Regions from separate parts of the Homo sapiens genome. Here region 1 is linked to region 2. A link is a loop called in an ENCODE intact Hi-C map of the cell type or tissue named here. Cell type or tissue: CD4-positive, alpha-beta T cell. All regions are shown on one strand. Region 1 has its middle 270 kb from the start of CXCR4. Region 2 holds the start of MCM6 (minichromosome maintenance complex component 6).

What was found. Hi-C counts contacts between places; a loop is a spot of excess contacts. Peaks named below come from ENCODE experiments on the same cell type or tissue, not always from the same donor. Only the 100,000 strongest peaks of a DNase experiment are listed, where the experiment ranks them.
Region 1: it touches region 2 in a loop (11-fold over the local background); 6 of 110 quality-filtered maps call a loop at or near these places.

What each region holds. Positions count from the first base shown.
Region 1 is chr2:136,382,398-136,387,397 of GRCh38, reverse strand. No RefSeq gene overlaps it. Among named protein-coding and RNA genes, the nearest start is that of CXCR4, 270 kb to the right of the region's middle. In CD4-positive, alpha-beta T cell, a CTCF peak has its summit at 2,530; DNase peaks (open chromatin) are centred at 2,547 and 4,997; H3K4me3 peaks cover 364 bases; H3K27ac peaks cover 510 bases.
Region 2 is chr2:135,874,195-135,879,194 of GRCh38, reverse strand. It overlaps MCM6 (minichromosome maintenance complex component 6), which reads left to right and starts at 2,752. Exons shown (of 17, transcript NM_005915.6): 1 at 2,752-2,936. The coding sequence starts at 2,830. RefSeq lists enhancers at 2,478-2,537, 3,228-3,357, 3,127-3,662 and a silencer at 2,998-3,157. In CD4-positive, alpha-beta T cell, no CTCF peak of the experiment used is centred here; DNase peaks (open chromatin) are centred at 2,654 and 3,424; H3K4me3 peaks cover 2,093 bases; H3K27ac peaks cover 822 bases.

The DNA.
Region 1 (5,000 bases), 510 kb before region 2:
GTGTAGACCAGATACCCAGCTGAATGGCAGCATTCAGAACTCTCAACATGAGTAATCTACACACGGGGAGATCTTTATGGGAGAGTCAAAGGTAGCTGTGTCATTTGGAGCAGTCTAGCAACTTTACCTAGTGGCCTAATGCCTAGACATAATCAAGTATCTAGGACAAGTTATGCATATGCCAACTTGGTCAATGTAACCTGCCCAAGTCCCCCACCCATTCATGGACATTGACTAAGAAATGGGCATTGACCAAGGAACATTTTCAATAAGTTATTTTCCTGAGGATTTATGGGGAAAATTCTCGATGGTGACAGAATGTTCCTCAAAAGAGCAATCGAGGCCGGGTGTAGTGGCTCACACCTGTAATCCCAGCACTTTGGGAGGCCAAGGCAGGAGAATCACTTGAGCAATGGGAAAACTCCCTTGAGGATCAGTATGCTCCTGACAGGTCATGTTCTTAAGTTTCCCATTGATGGTTTCAGGAGATCTTTAAGTTATAAACAAGTATGCTAACATGTTGATTTGCAGTATCTATTGGGCAGGAGCTATCTGAGCATTAAAATATAAAAAATCAGGCTGGGCCAAATGCAGTAGCTCACACCTGTAATCCCAGCACTTTGGGAGGCCAAGGTGGTCAGATCACTTGAGGCCAGGAGTTCCAGACCAGATTGGCCAACATGGCAAAACCCCAACTCTACCAAAAATACAAAAAGTAGCCAGATGTAGTGCCACACGCCTGTAGTCACAGCTACTCGGGAGGCTGAGGCATGAGAATGGCTTGAACCCGGGAGGTGGAGGTTGCAGTGAGCCGAGATTGCGCCACTGCACTCCAGCCTGGGCAACATAGTGAGAATCTGTCAGAAAGAAAGAAAGGGACAAAGATTGAATTGGTTACAAAAGTTGTTTGCGATGATGTGATGACTACTGACATTGGGTTTGCATGTTTTAGTTAAAAGTGTGTACTATGCAATTTACTTAAATGTTCAAAATACGTGGATTGGATTAGTTGCAAAAAAAAAAAAAGTGAAAAATGTTGGTCTGATTGATTCCCTCTAGGGTGTCCTCCAAACACGAGGTCACCATCTGTCCATGAGATTCACTCCTGCTTCACTGCCCCAAATGAGTCACTAGCCCTGAGAAAAATAGGCCTATTGGCAGAGCTTTACAGGCTATCTATGAAGAAAAATACACTGTACGCTCTGCTTCAAGTAAGGTGGTGCCAGATTCTGCATCCTTTGGGGCCCAGGAACTGCCTGAGCATGTTTTTGCTGCAGAGAGACTCCACCATAAAAAATACTTCTATTCCTTCTTCCCTGTCCTTCTCCCCAGCTCACTCAAAGTTGCACAAAGGATATAGGGGTGGTGGTAGCAGACCTTATGTGAGGGTAATGCACTATTGGCCACTATACATTCTTTGCCATAACCAAAGAATGATTTTGAGGGAATCACTAGGTGAAAAAGAATATAGTAGCTAAAGCACATGCATGCAGCAAAACCCTCCCACCACAGGCTCAACCTATGATCCATCCAGTATTCATTGCTTTAAACTTCTGCTGCAGTAATCACAGGCCTGCTCCTGTTATTTGCAAAATGGGGGGTGCCAGAGACTCCATTTTCTAACCTGGTATTTTGCATCATGGCATAGACAAATGATCAGGCCAAAAGGATCCTATAGGTAAGCAAGGATGTCCAGGCAAAGGCTAGGAAAGTCCGTCCTGCTGAATTTCCAGTGGAGCCATCTCCAGCTGGCTTTGAGTATCTCAAGTCAGCTTTTGTCAAAGATAAATAAATCCAGACAGACAGCATTGAGGTGTTGTTGTTTGTACAGACCTCCCTTCATTTTTACTACAGTTAAGGTATCATGCAGTACTGCCATAAAATTGAGCAGAGGACAGCTCCAGTCATGGGCTCAGAGATCACAACCCTTTTTCACACAGAGACTTGTGCTAACAGCCACTGCAACATCTGTGTATTGGTCAGTAGCAAAGGCATCCCTCCTGGGGTGAGAAGACAACAGGTTATTTGAATTATCTCCTTTCTAGTCTTCCTCTTTCCATTTATACTTCCTGAAGGCTCACAGAACCACAAAGAGGAGACCCCACTAATGGTTTGGGGGTACCACAATTGCTGCTGTTTCCACAGTATACCACAGATTCAACTTCAAAGAAAGAATACCCCTTGCTGGTTAATGTTAGCTAAGTGGAGGAAGCAAAGGAGGAAGAGAGACAGTTGTATAAGACAGAGAGCCCTCATGCTAGTTTAGTTACTCGTTTGTCACAGTGATTTACACTGGGGCTATTCTTGCTTCATTTTCACTCCAATAATGAGCCATTTATGAAAGACTACATGGTACTTGCCTGTTTTATTGCTACAGAGCCCAGCAAGATCCTCAGAATGTTTTCTCAGCAAGCAGAAGATATCCCTCTACATCTTGGGACATGAAAACAGTTCTTGTAGATGTTCCTGAGATTTATAGGTTTGGCTCAGAGGCAGAGACTCTGGCAATGAGCTGTAGTGGGTCTGCCTCACCAGCAGAGAGTGCCCTGTTGTCACTTTTCTCTCCTATTCTCAGGGCTAGGTTGGATGTCGCTCTAGAGCTTGGGCAGAACCAAGAGTCAAGGACGGTACACAAATGGGTTTTTTGTTTTTGGTTTTTAAAGAATGCCTCCTAGCATGATGTCAGACTTGCACCATACATAATTATTTTGCTTTGGGCAATGTCCTTTGACCCAAACTATTGTCAATCCTAACCAAAGAGTAATTTTCTGAATGTTGTGCTTTCATTATTATGACAGCTGCTCATGTTTGCAAACCACTTATTTCAAAACAACACATCATTCAGATCTCCATGATTACAGATGCAGGGACAAGGAGAGAGAAGTGACTCTCTCACTAGCCCATCAGGGCTCCTAGTTCTGACAAGATGGTCATAGCTATGGGCTTCCCATTCCAAAGGCCCACTCCCACCAGCATTCCCTCCGCTCATCTAATTCCAGTCTTCCCAATCATCTTCTTCCAATGGGAGGATAATGGTGACAAATACTCCAGGTCACAGAGCTTTCACCTATGTTAATGGAATGAAGAGGTTGGGTCATTCCTGTGGCCAAAATCTTAATTTAAAGCTGGGGTGGCTGTAGCTCAGATGGTCTATAGCCATGCCTCTGAATTTTATCTGTGTGTAAGACTTACTGGTTCATCAGAACAGATGCTGTCCAAACCTCTTGTCGCAGCCACCACTTTCTTCTTTCACCTCTCTCCAAAGTCTCCCATATCACACTGCCATCCATTTGGTTAGTAGTTTTCATGCACAATCCTTTCCATTTTTCATCACACTTTCACTGCATGATCTCATTAGAATCTCATAATGCAAACTCAAGGTAAGTAGAGAAGGTGTTAATGAGCTTTTCCACTTACCCCAGGCAATAGTTACTCTGTTCTGTGTTCCCATATGTTGCATATTCCTTTATTATAGACATTTTTGCTATAGTGTAGTTATTCCTTTACCAAGTTCTACCACTGTGTGTTTCCTTAAGGCAAGAGTACAGATCTATCTTAACAGGCTTATTGCAGCACCCACCCCCGCCCCCCGCCAAAGCTTTGCAAAGTCCTTGAGATATAGTAAGTATTGAATAAATGTTTGTTGATTTGAATTACTATACCCATTTGACAGATAAGATAATCAAGTCATACAGAGGAGCTAAATAATACAGATGCTACAGCTACTGCTTGAAATGAGTAATGGAAGAACAGGGGATAGTACATGTATGGGCCAACTCGAGGAATAAACAATCAAAGAGAAAACATCTATTGCATTCTGACTCTGGAACAAATGCCCTGAAGAGATATAAAGATAAAATAACAAGACATGATCATAGTCTGAGACTCTCGTCCAGTGACTGGTGGGCCCCTTTAACTACTCTGTATCTCAGTTTTAACTCATTCAAGTGAGCAGGCTGAAGGATAAGATCTATTATGGCTCATTTGCATAGGCTCCTCAGTATTCTGGTTGAGGAAATGCTACGTATCATCTATTTGCACAGATGGACTATAGACATGCCAGCATACGTATGGCCATGGGATTAACAAAACATGCCACATGGGCAAATAGAATCAGGTTGAAAGAGCAGTCCAGACCACCCTGAAAAAAAAAAAAAAAGGCCTAAAGGAAGAGAGAACTTGGAGAACTGAAGAGTGAAGCAGGCTTTATAAGAAGTGAGGCCAGGGCTGTGGCTAAAGTTGAAATTTATACAGGCAAGAATGACTGACGGGGTGGAAATGAATGGAGGGGGTACACAAAGTGTGTGTATTTAGAGGACAGTAATATCAGGAAGCAGGGCAACTACTTTTCCAGTGGTCTATGCCTGGATGTGAAGGGAGGTGTTTGAGGAAAAAAGAAAGCCTGTCTCCACTTCAGTCCAGTGTTATTTCATCTCTCATCTGAACTCCATTCCTGTTTCATTTATCTTGCTGGTCTCCCAATCTAAATTAGGTTTTGCCCCATTGTACAGTCTCACAGCATTCTGAACTTTAACGTCACAGCAAAAATCTTAATTATACATGCAAGTAAGCTGTTCTTTCTCTATTGCCTCTGTCTCCTGCAGGACTGAAAGGTCTTTGAGAGCAAGACCTGCAACTGTTTTATTCACTGCTGAATCCCTTGCACCTAGCATATAGTAGGTGTGCAGTAAATGTCCAGTGAACTACTACATGAAAATCAGGAATATATGAAAAACATGTCTGTCTGATGGCAGGGCCGCCTTCCAGGGCACAGTTGCTCTGGCTGCCTGGGCAGCTTAACTCAAAGTCAAGTGAGGTCGTCAGTGACAGGTGCAACCACCACCCAGGCCGAAACTTTGGAGTTTGAGTGTCACGGAGAGTGAGAATGTCCTATTTCTGTTTGAGAAACACCACCACCAAGTTTCGTCAGCAGACCCTGCCTTTGACGCTGCACCACATCCCCTCCCCATTTCCTCTCAGTCAAAACGGAAGATGCTTTT
Region 2 (5,000 bases):
TGCAACCTCTGCCTCCTGGGTTCAAGCAATTCTCTGCCTCAGCCTCCTGAGTAGCTGGGACTACAGGCACCGACCACCACGCCCGGCTAATTTCTGTATTTTTAGTAGAGATGGGGTTTCACCATATTGGCCAGGCTGGTCTGGAGCTCCTGACCTCAAGTGATCCACCCACCTTGGCCTCCCAAAGTTCTAGGATTACAGGCATGAGCCACCGCGCCCGGCTGAGTGTTCATTTTCGGGTTTTTTTTTTTTTTTTTTTTTTTTTTTTGAGAAGGAGTCTCACTCTGTCGCCCAGGCTGGAGTGCAGTGGCACGATCTCGGCTCACTACAAGCTCCGCCTCCCAAGTTCAGGCCATTCTCCTGCCTCAGCTTTCCGAGTAGCTGGGACTACAGGCGCCCCCCACCATGCCTGGCTAATTTTTTTGTATTTTTAGTAGAGATGGGGTTTCGCCGTGTTAACCAGGATGGTCTTGATCTCCTGACCTCGTGATCCGCTCATCTCGGCCTCCCAAGGTGCTGGGATTACAGGCGTGAGCCACCGTGCCCGGCCGAGTGTTCATTTTCAAATGAGGTAATACATACGATTACAGATACACTGCAACACGCCAGCATTGAGCTTTTTTGTTAAACTCTGTAAATATCTTGTGAATAGTGTATTTGTACGTATGTTAAAATAATTACTTGAGCTTCTGTCCACTCTGTTTGGCATTTTAAAATCTTTTCAGGCCGGGCGCGGTAGCTCACGCCTGTAATCCTAGCACTTTGGGAGGCCGAGGTGGGCGAATTGCCTGAGCTCAGGAGTTTGAGACCAGCCTGGGCAACATGGTGAAACCCCGTCTATACTAACATACAAAAACAAAAAAACAAAAACAAAAAAAATCAGCCGGGCGTGGCGGTGTGCGCCTGTAGTCCCAGCTACTCAGGAGGCTGAGGCAGAAGAATTGCTTGAACCTGGGAGGCAGAGGCTGCAGTGATCCGAGATCCTGCCACTGCACTCCAGCCTAATGACAGAGCGAGACTCTGTCTCCAAAAAAAAAAGAAAGAAAGAAAGAAAGAAAAGAAAGAAAAAAAAGAAAAAGAAAAAATTTTTCAATAAGTTGGATTTGGTGGTGGCAGGAAATCCCAGCTACTCGGGAGGCGGATGCAGGCAGATTGCTGGAGACCAGGTGTTCAAGGTCAGCCTGCACAACATAGTAAGACCTCGTCTCAAAAAAAGAAAAGAAAGAAAAAATATTTTTAATATGCAACAAGCCTCAAAAAATGGAAGTGGTCCCCGTTTCTCTTAATGTCTTGGAGGCCAAAAAAAGGTACTGGTTGGTGAAATACACATATAGATATCATCAGTACCCAGATGTTAATTAACGCCAAGGGAGTGTAAAGGGTCGCCCAAGAGAGCGACTTTACGGGAAAAGAAGGCTCTGGAACCAGAACATTTAAAAGACTCACTGAAGGAGAGGCGCCTACAAAGGATGCTAATCAGGAATGGCCAAAGAGATGGCAGAAAAACCAAGTGAAATGGTTAGGGAAAGATGGGGGAAAAAAACATAAGGATAACTCAAGCCAATAGTGCATTTTAAGAAGGGTATTAAGGCCGGGCGCTGTGGCTCACGGCCGTAATCCCAGCGCTTTGGGAGGTCGAGGCAGACGGATCACCTGAGGTCAGGAGTTTGAGAGCAGCCTGGCCAACATGGCGAAAACCCTGTCTCTACTAAAAATACAAAAATTGGCTGGGCATGGTAGCGGGCGCCTACAATCCCAGCTATTCAGGAGGCTGAGGCAGGAGAATCCCCTGGACCCGGGAGCTGGAGGTTGCAGTGACCCGAGATCGCGCCACTGCTCTCGAGCCTGAGCGACTGGGTGAGACTTCATCTGAAAAAAAAAAGAAAAGAAAAAGAAAAAAAGATTAATCAAAGTGTCAAATATTTCTTTCTTTTTCTTTTTCTTTCTTTTTTTTTTTTTTTTTTTTGAGACGGAGTCACACTGTGTTGCCCAGGCTGGAGTGCAGTGACACGATCTCGGCCCACTGCAACCTCCTCCTCCCAGGTTCAAGCGATTCTCCTGCCTCGGCCACCCGAGTAGCTGGGATTACAGGCGTGCACCACCACGCCCGACTAATTTTTGTATTTTTAGGGGAGATGGGGTTTCTGCATGTTGGCCAGGGTGGTCTCGAACTCCTGACCTCAGGTGATCCACACGCCTCGGCCTCCCAAAGTGCTAGGATTACAGGTTGTGAGCCACCGCGCCCGGCCAATGTCAAATATTTCGCTGATTTTCCTCGGTCAGCACCACCACAATAATTGTGCCACCTTACCCATGCAAGGTTTAGACATCTCTTTGACTCTTTTACAGGGTTTTATACTGTGGTTTCCATTATTTCCTCTAACTAGACAGCAGAAGCGGCTTACTCATTTTTCTCTTCCATAGAGTCTTACTCCGATCGTTCAATTAATATCAGTGGAATGATTTAAAGAACATTTGAAAAACCACTCGGACAAAACCCTCAGATTCGAACTTGTTCCAGCAGCCAAAAATACCCGCGGGCCACGGCTACACTGCGCAGGCGCAAAGGCAGATGGGCTTTCTCCAGAAGGGCTTTGCATTTGGCGCGAAATCCCTTTCCGTGGGCTGGGGCTCTTGGAGAGGCGCCGTTCATTGGTCAGGTTTGGCGCGAAATCTCCAGCTCCTGTGTCACGATTGGTTCCGGCCGTGCAGGTCGGAAGAGGGGGCGGGGCGGAAGCGGCGGCGGCGCGCGCAAAGCTGCAGCGTCTGGAAAAAAGCGACTTGTGGCGGTCGAGCGTGGCGCAGGCGAATCCTCGGCACTAAGCAAATATGGACCTCGCGGCGGCAGCGGAGCCGGGCGCCGGCAGCCAGCACCTGGAGGTCCGCGACGAGGTGGCCGAGAAGTGCCAGAAACTGTTCCTGGACTTCTTGGAGGAGTAAGTCGGCGAGCGCCCCGGGCCTCGCCCGCCTCCGGAGCCTGCGGCGTCTGGGCCAGGCGGTGCCGTGTGGGCGGCGGGTGTTCCGGAACCTGGGGGTCGCGCGTCCGGGAAGCGCCTCCCCGCCCGCCCCCCAACTTTAGGCTCCGAGCCCGGCGGCCGCGAGGAGCCTGGGACAGGCTGGGTTTTTCTGGAGTAAAACCCATCTCGAGCCCTAAGACGCTCGTGCCCAGTGCTCAGCGCTTTGCTTCTGTCACTTGATGCTCACCACCCCGCGAGCCTGGTATTTGCACAGCCCTCGGTGACCGGCGCGGAAACCTGGGCTCGCTGAGTATAGTAACTGGGCCGCTGGGTGCGGCCAGGTCGAGTGGGAGGCCGAAGTGCCATTGAATCTCGTCGGTGCCCTGCTGGGCCACGCAGCCGGGAGCATGGTGCTGGGGGTTCGCAGGGCACGGGCCACCCTCGCCTCTTGTGCTGATGAAAGTTTCTGCGTCAACTGTGGTTTGAAAGCTGCTGGGGGGCGGAGCCCTGCCCTGCAGAGAGTAGCTCACCATATCCCTTCTTCTGGGTCCCTTGCTCCCCTTTCCCTCTGGCCTTCCTTTCCTTTCTCTACTCTTCTTTTTTTCTGTGCCTCTGGGCTCCTAGCTTCATAACCCCAACCTCCTCCCTGGCTTGCCTCACCCACCGGTTATTTTTCCTGGAGCAGATACACCACGGCCTCCAGGATGAAGGGTCAGCAGTTTGGAATGGCTTTTGAAGTTCTTTTTTAGTAAAATATACATAACAAAGTTGACCATTTTAGCCATTTTTAAGTGTAGAGTCCAGTGGCACTAAGTGCATTCACCTCGTTGTGCAGCCGTCACCACTCTCCCATCTCCAAACTTTTTTTTTTTTGAGGCGTAATTTAGCCCTTGTTGCCCAGGCCGGAGTGCAGTGTCACCATCTCAGCTCACCGCAACCTCCGTCTCCCGGGTTCAAGCTATTCTCCTGCCTCAGCCTCCCTACTAGCTGGAATTACAGGCATGCGCCACCACGCCCGGCTAATTTGGTATTTTAGTAGAGATGGGGTTTCTCCATGTTGGTCAGGCTGGTCTTGAACTCCCGACCTCAGGTGATCCCCCCGCCTGGGCTTCCCAAAGTGATTACAGGCGTGAGCCACCGTGTCCGGCTCCAAACTCTTTTCATCTTCCAAACTGACATTCTGTGCCCATTAAACACGAACTCTCCTCCGTTACCCTCTCCCTCAGCCACCGTCACCCACCACTCTGCTTCCTTTCATTATGAGTTTGACCACTCTAGGTACCTCATATAAGTGGAAGCGTGTAGTATTTGTCCTTTTGTGTCTGGCTTGTGTAACATAATGTCTACAAGGTTCCTCTGCGAGGTAGCATGTGTCAGAATTTCCTTACTTTTTAAGGCTAAATAACATTGTCTGTACACATTGAGTATCCCTTTTCTGAAACGCTTGGGACCAGAAGAGTTTGGGATCTTGGATTTTTTTTTCAGATTTGGAATGTTTACATTATACTTAACCAATTGCATCCCTAATTTGAAATGCTCCAGTGAAAATCATGTCAGCACTCAAAAAGTTTCAGATTTTGGACCATTTCATATTTTAAATTTTCAGATGAGGGCTGCTCAACCTGTATATATACTGCATTTTGCTTATCCATTCAGTGGACACAGGTTCATTCCACCTTTTGTCTATTGTGAATAATGAGGTTCATTCCACCTTTTGGCTATTGTGAATAATGCTGCCTTCTTAGGAAATTTTGGTATACTTAAAACCATAATTTAATTTCCATTTCACTACCTATGGCAATGTTATTGTCTGCCTGATAGTTCCTCCTTCAAAGCCCAGCTAAAAACTCACACCTTTGTGAAACCTTGTACACCTTTTTGAGAGGCACTAATCCTTTCTTCCTTAGGCTCCCAGGGTGCTGTTTGTTTTTCATTATCTCTGGCAGTGTAACACATTTACCTCCTAGCTACTTAGTCTGGAATTCAAATTCCATCCTCAACCCCACCTACCCACCACATCACATTACAAAGGTTTTTCAATAA